Regions from separate parts of the Mus musculus genome. Here regions 1, 3 and 4 are each linked to region 2. Evidence: chromatin loops called from intact Hi-C (ENCODE). Cell type or tissue: heart. All regions are shown on one strand. Region 1 overlaps Ano1 (anoctamin 1, calcium activated chloride channel). Region 2 has its middle 12 kb from the start of Gm34964. Region 3 has its middle 4.9 kb from the start of Fadd. Region 4 overlaps Ppfia1 (protein tyrosine phosphatase, receptor type, f polypeptide (PTPRF), interacting protein (liprin), alpha 1).

Region 1 (2,500 bases), 110 kb before region 2:
GCTTTTTACATGGGTTCTGGGGACCAAATTCAGGTCCTTGAGCTTGCAAGGCAAGCTCCTTAGCCACGGGGCTGTCTCTCCAGCCCCTCCTTTTAATTATTAAACAGTTTCTTGCTAAGTAGCTCAATCCTCCTGCTAGTCCGATTACAAGAATTACACTTGCCCATTTCACTTACAAAGCAGGGGCTTTTCCCCACATCCTCTTGTCCAGTGAGAGGGTAAGATGTCAACCAGGAAGCACACAGCAATTGGCTGAGTGGTTAAAAGTTGCAATGATTTGAGCCACTCTCTGCAGCTGCCAGAGACAGTGGATCCTTTGTTCTTCCCAGAACCCTAGCAAAACTTCTAGACTTCCTGAACACAATGTTACAGAGATGTGGGTTTCAGAGCAGGGACCCCAAGATTCTACAGACCAATCCAATCTCTTCTTCACAGGTTGAGAAACTGAGGCTCAGAGAAGGCTGAGGACATCCAGGAGAAACCCCAGAATGGCTCCACACTCTGCACCTCTGACCCAGCAAATCTTCCCATGCCGGGCACTGAGCAGAGGCAGGAAATGGTCTGACCTCAAGGTCACAGTCACGGCTCGCTCTGCCCCAGGCAGATGAGGTTGCTGGAGGAGGAGGCTGGCTTGGGACTTCTCAGAACTGTTTAGAAGCCATTTCTAGCCCACTATAGACGCAAGAGCAGAGCTAAAGGTGACCAGCCCCCCCCCCGCGTCCCCACCTTCACTCCCACCCCCACCCCACCTTCTGCAAACAGACCTGCCCAGCCCATGTCCACCTGGCATCCCCAGACAACGTGAAGCCACACTCACATCCTCGTCATTCTCCAACTCCAGGCCTGCCTCCAACAGGTTGCCCTCATATTCCTCCCGTCTGAAGCGTTTGTCATCTTCATGGTAATCCATGGGGACTTCCGGTGAGCCTGCATCCACAGGGCTCCCCTTCCCGGGAAGGGGCTGGTCCTGCCTGACGCTGCGGGTCCCCAGGACCATGTCATTTTGTAGTCCCCTCCTGGCCAGAGTCCTGCTCCCTGAGGCTCTCTTGTGATGGTATACCAAGATGTAGTCCACCTTCCGTTTGCCATCCCTGAAGTATAGTCCATACTTGCATTCGGCGTCGGGGTCCACGGACAGAGAGTTCAGCAACTGTGAGGCAAGAAAGAGAGACGTGTTCAGTGTGGAGTGGTTCTCCAGGGGTCTCCCCTGGTAACGTGCTTCAAGGTGGGTGTCATACTCATCCATGTTCCCGGTCACTCAACAAACACGCCAGGGTTCATAGTCCCACTTGTTGGAGACAGATATAATCTCTGATACAACATGTTTATTCATGCCTGCATCCACTTCCTCCTCACTGACCCATGTGTTCAGTGCAAACACACAGCAGATTACTTATTTTTCCTTTTCCTGTGTGTATGTGTACATCCCTGTACTTGCATATGTGGGCAGAAGTTGTAAGTCAACAAGAGCCTCTCTTGGTTTCATGTATCTTTTTAAGGTTTATTTTTATGTGTGGAGTGCTTGCCTGAAGGTATGTGTGTGTACCATGAGCATGCAGTGTCTGTGGAAGCCAGAAGAGGGCACTGGATCCCCTGAAACTGGGTTACAGAGGGTTGTGATTCTCCACCTGAATGCTGGGCACAGAGTTCACAGGTCCTTTACCCACCGAGCCATCTCTCAAGCTTATCTTCCTTGTTTTTTGAGACAGGGTCTTCCACTGAACCCGGATCTCTCCCATTAGGCTGGTTGGCCAGTGAGCCTAGCATCCCTCTTGTCTGTACCTCCATAGCATGGGGATTGTAAGTATGTCCATCCTCATGCCCAGCTTTTAAATGTAGGTGCTGAGGATCCAAGCTCAGGTACTCATGCCTGTGTGGCAAGCCACCCCTAGCCCTACTGTACCATAGCATATGAGACTTGAGCATCTGTGGGTTTCAGTATCTGAGGGATCTAGAACCACTACTGTGCCATACCGAGGGACAGCTACCCCTATAGATGCCCACTGTGAGCCAGACCCAGTCCCACGGACTGAAGTATGTAGAAGACGAAGTGACTGACCTCTAGGAGGAGGCCTTTGTCTCCCTTAAGGATGCCAAGTTGTGCCTGGTTACCAACAGGGCCTCCTGCTCTTTGGATGGGAAGGTCCTGTCTGACTCCTGGCAAAAATCTGCTGTAAAATCCCTGAAGCAGAAGCCCTATGAAGGAGGTGGTCCATATGCACAGGGCAGAGCCCGAGGCAGGGCAGAACTGCATTCAGCTCTCTGCAAGCATTGTCTCCCTCTGGCAGCCAGCATCCAGGCAGCATGGTGGTGCCTTCAGGGCCACGAGCCAATTGGATGATCAGAGCTCAGAAGTGTGAGGCCCTTGTTTACTTAGCCAGGATCCTCAGAAACCCAATTCCCATGTTGTACTCTGGCATGGAGGGATGAGGCCTGAGACCCAGGCATGATCCAGACTGGGACACGGGCTGAGGAACTGCCACCTGTCTCCAGAGCTGGC
Region 2 (2,500 bases):
CTGACAATGGTGGCCTTCAAATGCCCCCCACACACACACACCTTCCCTCAACCAAGATTTAGAAGGGCCACGCCTCTGAGCTTCTACTGACCTCACAGAACCTGTTGCTTCAAGGAGGGGCAGGTTTGAGCATAGGTGCTGGGAGGGGCAAGCTCAAACCCTGTAGCCAGGGCAGCCATAGGCCCCCAGAGCTGCAACTCTGAGGCACAGGGTGAGGAAAGGAGAGTGTGAGCCCTGCCTTCCTGGGGAATGTGAGTCCGTAAGAGCAACTGAAGAAAATCTGTGGGAGCTGGCTGCCAAGATGGACTCCAGGAGGGCAGACCCAGAGAGGGAGGAGTTATCCAGGAAGAAGCAGCTGAGTCCGAAGGGAGGACTCACTGCAGGGGAGGACACAGGCGAAGAGGACTCACCCTGAGACGGACTCACTCTAGGAGAGAGGGTCCTGTGCAGGAGGAAGTACTCATTCTAGGGGAGAACCTGGGGGAAGGACTCACCCTGAGAAGGATTCACTCCAGGAGAGAGAGTCCTGTGTTAAGAGGGAGGCTTCATCCGGGGGAGGAAGATCATGGTGAAGAAGATAGATACAACCAGGAAGGGGAACCAACCTGCTGACCTTCACCTCAGCAGGGAGGGGATGCTGCCCGGGCAGCCTGGTGATGACACTGAGGGCCTGTCCAAGAGTCCTGGAGGAGTGTGTGCACAAGGAGCTATACTGCAAACCTGTGAGCCAGCATGAGTGTACATTGGGAGAAGGTGTGTGCTCACGCCAGAGCATGTAGAAAGGCAGGCTAGGAGGCCAGTCAGACACCCAGGGGGCCTGAACGCCACAGCACAGAGCCTCTGATATCTTTGCTGTGGTTTGAGCAGACACAGTCCCTGTGGCCAGGATGTTGTGGGGTCCCTTCTGGAGTTTTTGAGAACTAGGGAAGGGGCTGAGAACTGCCTGGCGGGCTCTGGGGAGTTGGCCTCTGGACTCTAGGCGGTGAGAAGACAGCTAGGTCCCCAGGGAAGCCAATGTGAGGGCCTGTGCTGCCCCCTGGTGGTGAAGCATGCCTATTCCATGCAGCTGCCCGTCAGGGACTGTTGGGTAAGTATTAAAGGGTATTAAAGGTGAGGCCTTCCTAGTGGGGTTTTGTGACCTGGGACAATAGTACAGGTCATCCCCCACTGAGGCAGGGCCTCTGCCTGGTCACAGTTTGTCCTGGTCACTTGCTAGATTTTAATCCATCCCTCCACTATGTCCTACAATTCTCCTCTTTACAGTTTAAAAGAAACTGTGACCCATGCAGGGCTGTCCCTAACATCCAGCATCCAAGAGCCACCCCATTCTTAAGCCACTTCTTGCAGTGCTTTATGCCCTGGGGGACCAGGAACCTCCTCTGGGGGTGAGGGGAAATGTGGAGGAGCCTGGGAAGGAACAGGGGCCACCAACTCCATTCAGCCTTCCTCTCCACAGAGAACATTATGCCTCTGGTACCACCAGAAGCCAAAATATATGATCTGCTTTGAAACACTGTGTGGAAGTAAGGCAAGAGCTGAGGACGAGGAAGTGTGGGCTCCCAGAAGAAGACAGCTCAGTGTAGGTAGGGTGGAACCTGGCTGGTGAACACTGGTCTTTTTAAAGACCAAAGAAAGACAGAAAGTGATGTAAGAGGAAGGCATGTCTAAGAGACAGTGCCAGCAAGGGTCATCGGAAGGCACCTCTGACTTTTAAGCTTGGACCAGCTGAAAAAAAATTCTAGGGCAAGTGTGGAAGCTCACATCAGAGGCAGGGAATCTCTGTGTGTTTAAGACTAGCCCTGTCTACAAAAGTGGATTATAGGTTCAGTTAGACTTTGTCTTATTTTTAAAAAAAGAAGAAGAAGAAGGAGAAGAAGAAGAAGAAGAAGGAGAAGGAGAAGGAGAAGGAGAAGGAGAAGGAGAAGGAGAAGGAGAAGGAGAAGGAGAAGGAGAAGGAGAAGGAGAAGAAGAAGAAGAAGAAGAAGAAGAAGAAGAAGAAGAAGAAGAAGAAGAAGAAGAAGAAGAAGAAGAAGAAGAAAAGGAGAAAGAGAGGAGAGAGAGAGAGAGGCATTTCAAGCAAATAGGCGCCCTGGGGAAGAAAAGAACCTGGCATATATTTATAAGGCATTTTTCTAAGAGCCCCCAGTGGAGTTGAGGATGTAGCATAGTTGTAGAATGTTCGCCTAGCATTCACAAAGTCCTGGGTTCAATTCTCAGCATTACACAAAGCAGGGATGGTGACATGGGCCGGTCATCCCATCACTTGGGAGGTAGAGGCAGGAGGGTCAGCTTGAGCTGCGTGCGTAGCAAGTTTAAGGCCATCCTGGACTTATGAGACCCAGAGCATGCAGAGGCCCAGGAGCGAGTGGGCTGGAGCAAGAGGGAGAAGGGAAGGGGGTGGGGGTGGGGGAAAGATCCAGATTCAGAGAAAGAGAAAAATGATGGGGAGGGTATGTGCTAGGGTAGAACCATAGATAGGTGACCCAGGGGGTTGAATGGA
Region 3 (2,500 bases), 190 kb before region 2:
TCCAGGACTTTTATTTAGGAAATTTTAGAAGCAAGTAAGATGTGAACCAGTGGTGTAGATCAACTGGAGCTGCCTTATAACCAGGACAGGCCCCACTTTTGGAAGTATCAGGCCACAAAAACTGTCCCTGTGGTCTGACAAGACTCATTATGCACCTAGTATGACTTGGAGAACTTGGGGCCAGAGAGATGGTTCCATGGTTAGGATCACTTGCTGCTCTTCCTGGGAACCCGAGATTAACCACAGCATTTACATGCAATTAAAAATAAAAGAAAATCTTAAAAAAAAACCCCACAGAAGTTGCAGACCTAGGGCCTTCCCTACCTCGCTCCACCCATGAAGTCCCTGCAATGGTAGAAATGTTCAAGCCTAAGTAGGAAGTTGTAGTTTGAAGAGATGGTTTTCCAGCCAGCTTGCTGGGTGAATGTAGCCCTCTCTAAGCCTCTAAATTCTTATTTAAAATAACACCCCTGGCTGTCTGGGGTTGTTTTTTGTCACCAGGTCCTGAGCCATATTAACCATTCTCCATTCACCTCATGCTAGGCTTATTGTATGCCTGCCTGCAACCTTCTATTTGGTCCCATTCATTATTTTCCCCCTCAGCCATGGCATTAATCCCTAGTGTTAACCAAACTCCACTGATGTGCTATATCCTCCTCTTCCTAAAGTCCAGGCTATCATGTCCAGTCTCCATGAAGCCGGAGAGCTCTGCCTGGGTCAGTACTGGTCTTCTGTCCTCCTCGTTATCTTGCTACCCCCTTGCCTCTCTCATCTCAGAACTTATTAGGCACCTTAGGGCCACCTCAGGGCCTTTGCACATGCTCTTCCTGTTCGCTCTACCTCCTTCTGGGCTCTCACTGCTTGTACCCAGTGCAGTTACTCGAGACAGCCTCACCCGTGTTCATTAAGCTGTTGGCATCTTACCTCCTTGTGGGATGATATGGTTGTGGGGTTTGTCTTCTGAGTCAACACATGACACCCTCAGTAGTGCCATCTAGGGGGAGGGGATATGTTCACTCTGTCCCTGCAAATGCTATGTCAGTTCTGCAGAGTGGGGAGGAGGCTCTGTTAGGAGACCTCTGTCCAGAGCTAGTAAGGGGTCTGAGACATCATGCATGTAGTGCAGCTCTAGACCCTTACTCTGTACCCTAGCGGGCTTCAAAAGAGGGACCCTGCAATGCTAACTGTGCTGATGTCCTGTCTGGATCCTATAGACGAGAAGGAAATGTTCCAGGGCTTAAACAGGTTTTTCTTTTTTGAGACAGGGTCTCACTATGTAGCTCTCGATGGCCTGAACTCCTGAACTCCAGAGATCCACCTGCCTCTGTCTTCTGAGTGCTGGGATTAAAGGTGTCCATGCCATCAGCCCCCCTGGCTAGGGCAGAGTTAGATTAGGAGCTGCAGCTTTCTACATGGTTTGCAGGAGTGCCAACAGTAGGGGGCATCAGAGGCTGCTGCTGCTCTGGGGAGGTTCCAGGGCTAAATGGTATGCAGACTCCATAGCTAGGTGATTAATGCTTTACTGGCATTTTGGGGTGTTAGAAAGAACTCTTGTATTATGAAATTATGGTGAATATGGGCGACAGATCTTTAAATAAATGTCCCCACTTGCCCACTCACATACACTGGTCCCACAAAGTTGCTCCCCATGGGATTTGGAGACAATGTGTGATGCTGATTCTACTGCGCTGGGTTATATGGTGCCTTAGCTGTGAGGCTGTGGGACAAGCAGCTAATGGCCAACTGTAATCTCCACTGAGGCAGAGCTCATGCCTAGCAGGGTCAAGTGCACCTGTCCACACCCAAACACAAAAGCACATCTGCACACAGACGCACAAATGTACACATACACATATACAAACATGAGAGAGTGTGTGAACATGAACGCAAACACACCAATGCCTGTGTGGAGTGTGTATAAACACACCCACATACCAAAGTGTGCATGTGCAAGTGAGTGATACATAAGACAAGGCACTTCTGAAACATATCCGTATACACACACACCTGTGTGTACACACAGGTCCGCATGTGCATGTGTACACACAAATACGAACATGGAGACACAAATGCACACAGGCACACATGAGCACCACAAGTATACACATGTATGTGCACATTCAGAGGCACACACAAACACTTGCACAGCCCACGCACGCAGTACAGGGAGATGGCATCCCAGGACCATCTAGAACAATTCAGACACTGGCCACAGAAGAAATGAGTGTTCTTGAATGTTCTCAGGTCGGTGGTAGTGCACGCCTTTAATTCCAGCACTTGGGAGGCAGAGGCAGGCAGATTTCTGAGTTTGAGGCCAGCCTGGTCTACAGAGTGAGTTCCAGGACAGCCAGGGCTATACAGAGAAACCTTGTCTCGAAAAACCAAAAAAAAAAAAAAAAAAAAAAAGGATGGTCATTTTCAAATCTGCTGTATTAACCATAGGGCTCATCGGGGACTTTGGGGACCGGAGAAGGTTAGGAGAAGAACAGCCAGGAGAGAC
Region 4 (2,500 bases), 290 kb before region 2:
GTGACGATCCAATGTTAGGGTTAGCTGAACAACCTAAGCATGCAGCTGCACTCCAGGCCCTGGGAGCAGCCAGTGTACACTCCCCACACATGGGGTGGCAGGGCCCACCACATACCGTCCATCTGAACCTTCTTTGGCTGCATAGAGGGAGATGACATTGAGGAGGTGACCCGGAAGTTGGCAGGCAACGTCTCTGCAGAGCCAGAGGCCAAGCCACGAATGTCCTTTGGTCTGAACTTCTTCCTCCAGGAAGGCGCCCTCCTGAAGCTTTTGTCATCATCCTAGCAAACCAAGGAGACCAGTGCCAACTAACAGTGATCATTCTTGCTGGACGGTAGTGTTGTGTGCTTTACATCCCAGCATTCAGGAGGCAAAGGCAGGTAAATCTCTGTGAGTTCAAGGCCAGCCTCGTCTTATAGAGGGAGTTCCAGGACAGCCAGAGCTACCCAGAGAAACCCTACCTTGAAACAAGCAAAACAAAACAAAAACCATTCTTTTCTGGGCTGGGCATGACAACCAGTTTCAATGCAATTAGCTCTCTCAACACCAGCATCTGTGTACATATATATTTGAATTTGTGTCCACACTCCTAAAGTAGCATTTCCTACATGGTTCTAAATATGTTGAAATGGGGCCCACTCATCACCCATGAACACATGTGTGGCTGAGCTGAGCTTTGGTGATACCAGAAAAACAAGCAGACCAAACAGAGCAATGCCGTCAGGCTGAGCATCCACTTACCTCATCAAACCTCCGATCAGTCCCCGTGATCAAAAGGTTGTTGAATTCTCTTTCCAAGACAGCTCGAGCCTAAAACAGTGAAAAAGTCACCAAAGCTTCCATCAATTACTAAGAAGGATGCTGGCATATCCCACTGCCAGGGACACCCTGACCCATGATAGAATCCAAAAATCACATCTAATCTGTGGGTGGGCTTGAGGGGAGAGGAGCCATAGTAAGTGCTATGCAGATGGCTGGGAGTATGAGCTAATGGTGCTCTGTGGCGAAATGGAAATTTCACATTTTCCAATATGCTCATGAAGCAAAGAAAGTTAAGTAAAGCAATTACCACAAAAGTAAAACTAATAAAGCTTTCATGTAGTGCGCTGAAACAGAAAGCAGATGAGTGTAGCGTTAGCCTCTGTTGACTGACTATGGAGCTACACAAAGTTCTCACTAGCTATGCAATGTTAAGCTTTCCCTCAACTGGAGGGGGTAAGTGAGCATGTGCAATCAGGACTTCGGCCAGTTTCTCTGGGCAGGGTTCGGGACTGAGAGCTCTGGGGTCACCTGCGTATTCTGTGTTGGAATCTGTAACAAGAGTGCCAGGGCACTGAAATCGAAAGTCTCGTCCAAAGCCAGAAGTGCACCGTGAACACCGCTCTCTATTAGGTTGTTGGCATACTCTTTAAGGCCAATCGACAGGATCCAGCGAATCACCCGGTCATTGCTCCACACAAGCACATCTGCAAGAGAGTAGAGAAGCATATGGTAGCCTCATAAACGCTCCACTCACAATACCCTGCAGCACAGGAGAGAAGGTTCCTGGTAAAAACCCTGACCTTGTGCTCCTGAAACAGACCCAAGCCCCCAGGTCCCAGCATCACAGATAGCACAACCCTCATAGAGGAATTCTAGCCACGCCACTCTAAGAACCCACTGGAACTACTTCAGGGAACCCAGGGAAAGGGACAGGACTCATTCCACTTCCGGGAATAGAATGAAGTGACAGCCTACAAACCTGAGAACCAAAGCAAGATTCTTCCCATCCCAGACAGAGCCACCTGCACAGCCACACTTGCTCAGCCTGCATGTTCCAGGCAGCCACCCATGGAAGGCAGTTTGCTCGGATGCTGAGCACCCCCACTCCCTCCTCCACGAGAAATGTGCAATGACCCAGGGAACCAGGGCGGTGCTGAGGAAGCTCCTGTCAGCTCTCCAGCCCGTGGTCCTCAGTCTTCCAGGGACTCTTCTGTATAGCCAATGTATCTTGCTTCAAACTTTTGCTCAAGGTGAACCTTTTTATTCTAATTTACTTTATGACGTGCCTTAGTTAGGGTTACTATTGCTGTGGTGACCATGATCAAAAGCAACCTGGGAGGAAAGGGTTTATTTCACTCAGAGTTCCACTTAACAGTTCATGATCAAAAACACTGAGGGAGCCAGGCAGTGGCGCTGCACGCCTTTAATCCCAGCACTTGGGAGGCAGAGGCAGGCGGATTTCTGAGTTTGAAGCCAGCCTGGTCTACAGAGTGAGTTCCAGGACAGCCAAGGCTACACAGAGAAACCCTGTCTCGAAAACAAAAACAAAAACAAAAAAAAGCAGTGAGGGCAGAAACTCATACAGGGTAGGAACCTGGAAGCAGGAGCTGAGACAGAGGCCATGAAGGAACCCTGCTTACTGGCTTGCTCCCATGGTTTACTGAGTCTGCTTTCTTATAGAATCCAGTACTACCAAAATGGGCTGCCCACCCCCACCCTCATTCAATCCTAACTAAGA

What was found. Peaks named below come from ENCODE experiments on the same cell type or tissue, not always from the same donor. Only the 100,000 strongest peaks of a DNase experiment are listed, where the experiment ranks them.
Region 1: it touches region 2 in a loop (2.1-fold over the local background); 4 of 42 quality-filtered maps call a loop at or near these places.
Region 3: it touches region 2 in a loop (11-fold over the local background); 39 of 42 quality-filtered maps call a loop at or near these places.
Region 4: a loop joins it to region 2, with 4 times the contacts of the local background. A loop is called at or near these places in 2 of 42 quality-filtered maps.

What each region holds. Positions count from the first base shown.
Region 1 is chr7:144,668,526-144,671,025 of GRCm38, forward strand. It overlaps Ano1 (anoctamin 1, calcium activated chloride channel), which reads right to left. Exons shown (of 26, transcript NM_178642.6): 3 at 818-1,150. Among named protein-coding and RNA genes, the nearest start is that of Ano1, 69 kb to the right of the region's middle. In heart, a CTCF peak has its summit at 1,563 (motif pointing right); a DNase peak (open chromatin) is centred at 931; H3K27ac peaks cover 1,293 bases.
Region 2 is chr7:144,775,230-144,777,729 of GRCm38, forward strand. No RefSeq gene overlaps it. Among named protein-coding and RNA genes, the nearest start is that of Gm34964, 12 kb to the right of the region's middle. In heart, a CTCF peak has its summit at 1,047 (motif pointing left); DNase peaks (open chromatin) are centred at 363 and 1,002; H3K27ac peaks cover 1,172 bases; H3K27me3 peaks cover 1,831 bases.
Region 3 is chr7:144,586,044-144,588,543 of GRCm38, forward strand. No RefSeq gene overlaps it. Among named protein-coding and RNA genes, the nearest start is that of Fadd, 4.9 kb to the left of the region's middle. In heart, a CTCF peak has its summit at 1,437 (motif pointing right); no DNase peak of the experiment used is centred here; H3K27me3 peaks cover 890 bases.
Region 4 is chr7:144,480,970-144,483,469 of GRCm38, forward strand. Ppfia1 (protein tyrosine phosphatase, receptor type, f polypeptide (PTPRF), interacting protein (liprin), alpha 1) reads right to left here. Exons shown (of 32, transcript NM_001195086.1): 28 at 1,291-1,466; 29 at 742-810; 30 at 116-281. Among named protein-coding and RNA genes, the nearest start is that of Cttn, 11 kb to the left of the region's middle. In heart, no CTCF peak of the experiment used is centred here; no DNase peak of the experiment used is centred here.